Regions from separate parts of the Homo sapiens genome. Here region 1 is linked to region 2. A link is an interaction called in ENCODE POLR2A ChIA-PET data of the cell type or tissue named here. Cell type or tissue: MCF 10A. All regions are shown on one strand. Links, peaks and the distances in the headings refer to the core of each region. The heading gives the core; the rest is flanking DNA.

Region 1 (2,926 bases), core at 164-2,663, 140 kb after region 2:
TCAAATAACAGGACTTAGAAGTGGTATGGTGCCTGCAGCGGTTGGCCACAGGCCGGTGATATACACCCTTCACTTGTAGGCTGATGTGTGTTCATTGAAAATATTGAGGCCACCAGTGATGTTGGTGGGGGGCTCCCCCAGGCACACACAGTTGTTTGAAGAATGAATGGATGGATGAATGAATACATGAATGGATAGATGGATGAATGAATGATGGATAAGTTGAGCTCACTGTTATGTTATGAAAATAGCTGGAAAAGTCAGAAAAATTGGATAGCTTGTCTGACAGATGAATGCCTCATCCCTCTCCACACACTGCAAGTTATAGCTGTTCTCAGCATTGTGCCCGTGGATAGAGAAGAGAAAGTGAAGGGAAGGAAGAGCCGAATATGAATGGAGGAGTGTACCTTTCCCCACTCCACTCTTCAGTCCTGATTATAGAACAGCCCTGGCTATGAATCAGTGCTGCTGTTGAACATGCAACTTGCTAAGCTAAAATTCACTGTCATTTTGTTTTGTTTGATAAGAAAATATATCAAATTTGGAGTGTATCATGTATGGGCTATAGGCTTTGTCAAGCTAACAATTGGAGTGTATCATGTATGGGCTATTAGCTTTGTCAAGCTAATAATAAAGTCAACCTTCTTTATTTCTTTCCCAACTTATTTGACACCAGTGATCTAACTTCAAAAGGAGAGCAAACAAGGGTTGGCAAAGAACTGTGTTCCTCCCAGTGTAGCTCACGTGTAAAAGCAGTGTGTTTTCCACCACAAGGCTCTTCTGCCACTGAGGCACGGACTGTTTTAGGGTACGTGTATGCTCCCTTGAGGTATCCTATGGAGTCTGAGCTCAGGCCATCCTTGGTTTGATCTTTCTCCCATCTGCCCCACGCATAGCCTTGGATGTAATTTGTCATTCCTCTCTTGGCTACCAAGCCAGTTGTTAACAGGCCGGCATGTGTAGGTGTACTGAACCAAAGATGGCTCCTGCATATGGCTAAACAAGTGCAGGGTTTAAGGTAATTCCGAATCGAGGCTTTCAGGTATGGGTTAGTAGATTTTTGCTTTAATCTATAAGGTCCACTTAGGTTGGAGTTCTAAACTCAGACATACACACACACACACACACAAAATAATAGCGTATATGCATATGATACTTTACAGTTTGCAAAGCAGCTTTCCGAATGGCAAGTCTTGTCAGTTGTTATTTTTAAGCTGAAGAAACCAAAGTTTAGAGAACGATAAATGGCTTATTTAGGGTCATAGAGCCAACAAGTGGCAGAAACTGGAATAGAAGCCAGGTGATGACACAGCTAATTTAGTTTGCCACTGAACGTATATTGTCTCTTTAAATTATTGTGGTGAATTTTAACAAATTCCTTTTTACATAATATTTTAAGCCTAAAAAGTCTGTTTATTTTAGAAATTTAAAGAACTATGCACCTGATGTGTTTTTAAAATCATGCATAATCCTACCATTCAAGATGATCTCTCTGTATCATTTGGAAGTGATGCATACTAGTTAATTTCTATGCATATGAGACAAATATAATGTCTTGATTTAGACAGCATTAAATCCAACAGCATTTGGTTTTGTATCCTACTTTGTTCACCTATATTATTGAGGTTTTTGGTCATTTAACATTCTTTATAAAACCTGATTTTTAATGCCTGCATAATTTTCCCATAAATTATTTAAAATTTAATCTGTCACCTATTGTTGAACATTTTAGTTGTTTACCTTTTGTTGTTTACGAACATCCTTTTAAATCTATCTTCAGTGGAATTTCTGACTGTTTTCATAGTGTAGATTCTTAAAAGAGCAATTTCTGGGTTGGAAGTTATTAACTAGGATCTTGACGTGTGTTGTATAATTGGTTTCCAGAAAGATCTTATCAATTTATGCTTGCCTACTGAATGAGCTCCCTTACCACATCTTATCCAGCTTTAGGAATTGTTATTTTAATTTTTTTCCAATATAATAGTGAAAAAATATATTTTGTTCTTTTAATTTGCATTTGTATGATCATTAGTGAGACTGAACATCTGTTAAGAATTATTGGCTAAATTATATTTTTCATTCATAAACTGTCTCTATTCATGTCTGTTGCCCATTTTTCAAAAATAGGATATATATTTCTTTTTCTAAAAAACTTACATATTATAAATTTGCATTTATGCCAATATTTTGTCCTAGCTTTTAATCTGCTTGTTAATTTTTAAGGGTTTTTAATGTACAGTTTAAAAATTTATGCAATGAAAACTATTAACCTCTTCCCTTGTAACTTCTAATTATTTTATACTTAGAAAGACTTTATACCAAAATCATGAAATACTGACTTTTAAAAATGTTTTTGGAGTTCATTTTTTACATTTAATTATATGCTCTTCAGAAATGTATTTTGGTATAGTTGCAAGGTGCAAATCTAACTTCAGATATCCCCCCTTATTCTTGTCTATTTCATAATCTTTCCTTTCCCCATATTTTTAACAGATAATGAATTCTTAAGATCTCCTTCTGGACTATCATTTCTCTTGCATTGAACTATTGGTTTTTCCACCGCTCGCATAGTATTCCATTATTCTGGTTTTACAGTAGGTTCTAACATCTCATATTGCCTTCTTTAGCTTCCTTAGCTTCTCCTCCCAGTTTATTTTTCCAGAATAACTATAAAAAATTTATTAAATTCCTAAATGAATCCCTCTGCAATGCTGATTTGAATTATATTAAATCTATAGAATGGTCTGGGAAGAGTTGACTTCTTCACAATATGCAGTCTCTTCATTCAGGAATAAGAACTATATCTCCATTCACTCAAGTCTTTTTTAAAGATTCTCTAATTTTCTTCTTGTAGTTTCTATTCATTTCTTATTAAGGTTATTCTTGGGTAACTCAAGTGTTTAATTATTTCTGTTTCTGAAATCAT
Region 2 (2,926 bases), core at 166-2,665:
ATGAGAAAAGGGTTGAGATGATTGAAGACAAGTTTTTAGAAATAGATTACACTTTGGAGCTTTGCTATAATTCAGTCCATGTTTGAGACCATTTCTAGTGTCATCCTTTAGGGAATTCGGTTCATAATCCTCTTACATGAATTGAAACCAAGATGGAGCCTCCTTACATCAAATTCTGCACTGTAGTTAATAGTGTCATGGAGAATTTCCAGAGTATTAATAATGAGCTAATACACCTATGAATGTTAAATGTCTTGGAAGCAGTTTCCTGATGAGAAAATAGCAGATGTGGCAATGGCCATGGTCTAATTGCCCAAGAGGCAGTTAAATATAGTTTTTAGTCCTTTTCAAAGCAGTTATTTGAAAGCTGAAATATTTTCCCTAAAGGCCCATCAACTGTTCTTAACAGTGAAATGAAGTATTTGGATAAAGCAAAAGTGCTCAGGAGTGTGTTTGCTTCCTGTAAATCTAATTTACCTTTGTAAATTGTTGGGTTTTTCCACATAGACTTTTGTTTTGTATATTTCCACGTTTGACTTTTTAGTGTAGAGTGGTAGTTTTTATTATTTATTTATTTATTTATTTATTTATTTATTTATTTTGAGATGGAGTCTCGCTCTTGTTGCCCAGACTGGCGTGCAATGGCGTGATCTTGGCCCACTGCAACCTACCCTCCCAGGTTCAAGCGATTCTCCTGCCTCAGCCTCCCGAGTAGCTGAGATTACAGGCATGCGCCCCCACACCTGGCTAATTTTGTATTTTTAGTAGAGACGGGGTTTCTCCATGTTGGTCAGGCTGGTCTCAAACTCCCAACCTCAGGTGATCCGCCCACCCCAGCATCCCAAAGTGCTGGGATTACAGGAGTGAGTCACCATGCCCAGCAAGTGGTAGCTTTTAGTGTTCTAGAAATCCTAATTGAGAATAATACTAGTTATTGTTTTGTTTTGTTTTGATTTTTGAGACGGAATCCTGCTGTCGAAACTGAGGCATAGAGAGATTAACTTGCTCCAGGATCACAGCAGGTAGCTAGATTCTAGATACACTTTACCACTAACCCCTAAATTAAAAGGTTAATTAAGCCCCATAAATTAAAATCAGCCCTCCTTTCTGCTAGGGACATGTGGGTGCTTTGCAAGGTGTGGATTGAGCTGCCCTCAGGTCTACAGTTCTTTTAATAAATAGGACAGAGTCCAATCCACCATGCTAGAAAATTGTAATTTTTGTAGCAGCATTGTTAGTGTTACATGAAACCAGACTTTCCCAGGTTCCTGGTGGCAGAGATGTGTGTATAGCTTCTCTTCCATGGACAAGTTTCATCTCTGGAGGCGATCAGGGCAGCCTGTGTAGAAGACTAAGACTTAGGAATTGGGCTGTGAATAGCTATCCATGTCCATTTAGCAAATACCACTTCGCTATTTTAAGAGCAAGAAGGAAAATGCCATTTAAATAGTGATTTAGACTTACAGGAAGGACAAGGCAAGGATAAAATCTACCGAAGATTTTAAGAAAATCTCCACCCTAAATAAAAATTGAAAGCAGTACAATTTTCATGTCTACTGTATGTGTATTTTCAGAAAGGGACTTTTTTATGCAAAGGACACACTGACATCAATGACTAATGTTAAAAAACAACAATTGGAAAGGTTGTGCAATGTGGAGATTCTTCCTCTATATTTAGAATAAAACTTTGTGTTTTTACTGTCAGGATGTGAGCTTAATTATAGCATGTTGCAAACTTTGCTTTTCTAAAGAGAGAGAGAGAGAGAGAGAGAGAGAGTGTGTGTGTGTGTGTGTGTGTGTGTGTGTGTGTGTGGCTTACTCTGCCTGGAGAAATTTGGGTGCTATTTTTGTTTTCCTTTTGAAACATCAAGGGTTGATATAAGGTAGTTTTAGAAGTGTAGTATTTCTTGACCCTCAATGAACTGATGACCTCCCTGAGGCCAGGAAGGATGTTTTATTCAGCTGTTTTAGCTTTTATATTTTATAATCATTATTTACATGAATAAAACCAAGGATGTCACCTGGGCTGTTTGGAAGGATTTCACTTTGATTTTTGTTTAAGCAATGCACAAATTATTCTTCTGGAGATAAAATTTTTTTCTGGCATGAAAACTTGCATTTAGAAAAAAATCTGTAATTATTCATTATATTATTCCCATAATTAGCAGTTATACGTTTGGTATAGTTATTTATTGACTATTCAGGAGTTACCTTTGTGCGTTTGTACATACCTGTGTGCTTAACAAAAAAAAAATTATTGCACTGAGATTATTCACATTGTCAGGCTCGTTATACAGACTGAACAGTATTTGGTTCTAGCTGTAAGTCCTTCATATCAACCATGAAAATTTGCTCAAGCCCACATTCCCTGAATCTGAGAGAATCACCCTAGATGGTTTGTGGAAATAATTAATAAACTTCATCTCACCTTCAAAAACGGCTATTATGAAACTGATGCATATATTATCTTTATCTTTAGCTTCTGAATATAAGATTTCATCACACCTTGCACACAGTAAGTTTTCCAATGTTACATATCTTGAATGATTAATGCAAAAGAAATCAAGGTGGAACTAAGATGAATTCTTTTACAAGCTCACATTTTGGGGCGATAGCGTTCACAAGGTTTGTTGGTATTTTCCATTCTGATTCTACCATCATACCATTTGGGGAAACTTAACATTTTCTCATTAGATGTCTGGTGCTAAAATAGAATGTAGTTAATCAGGACTGAGAAGGTGTGCAGTGCATACACTTATTAAGGAGCAATCCACTGGCTCCTTATTACAGCTATTAGTTCCCAGGCAACACCTTCCACCTTTTTTTGTTTGTTTCCTACAATGGCTTATTAAAAACCACTGCCTGAATAAATGCCTTCGTATGATGTACAAGGAAAGGTAGATGAAACTGCATTGGCAAAATCATG

What was found. Peaks named below come from ENCODE experiments on the same cell type or tissue, not always from the same donor. Only the 100,000 strongest peaks of a DNase experiment are listed, where the experiment ranks them.
Region 1: POLR2A ChIA-PET joins it to region 2 with 5 read pairs; 3 of 35 experiments call an interaction of 5 or more read pairs at or near these places.

Annotation. Positions count from the first base shown.
Region 1 is chr4:139,805,489-139,808,414 of GRCh38, reverse strand. The region is part of intron 2 of MAML3 (mastermind like transcriptional coactivator 3); the gene reads left to right. Among named protein-coding and RNA genes, the nearest start is that of MGST2, 140 kb to the right of the region's middle. In MCF 10A, for the core only: no CTCF peak of the experiment used is centred there; no DNase peak of the experiment used is centred there.
Region 2 is chr4:139,945,777-139,948,702 of GRCh38, reverse strand. The region is part of intron 1 of MAML3 (mastermind like transcriptional coactivator 3); the gene reads left to right. Among named protein-coding and RNA genes, the nearest start is that of MAML3-AS1, 180 kb to the left of the region's middle. In MCF 10A, for the core only: no CTCF peak of the experiment used is centred there; a DNase peak (open chromatin) is centred at 1,662.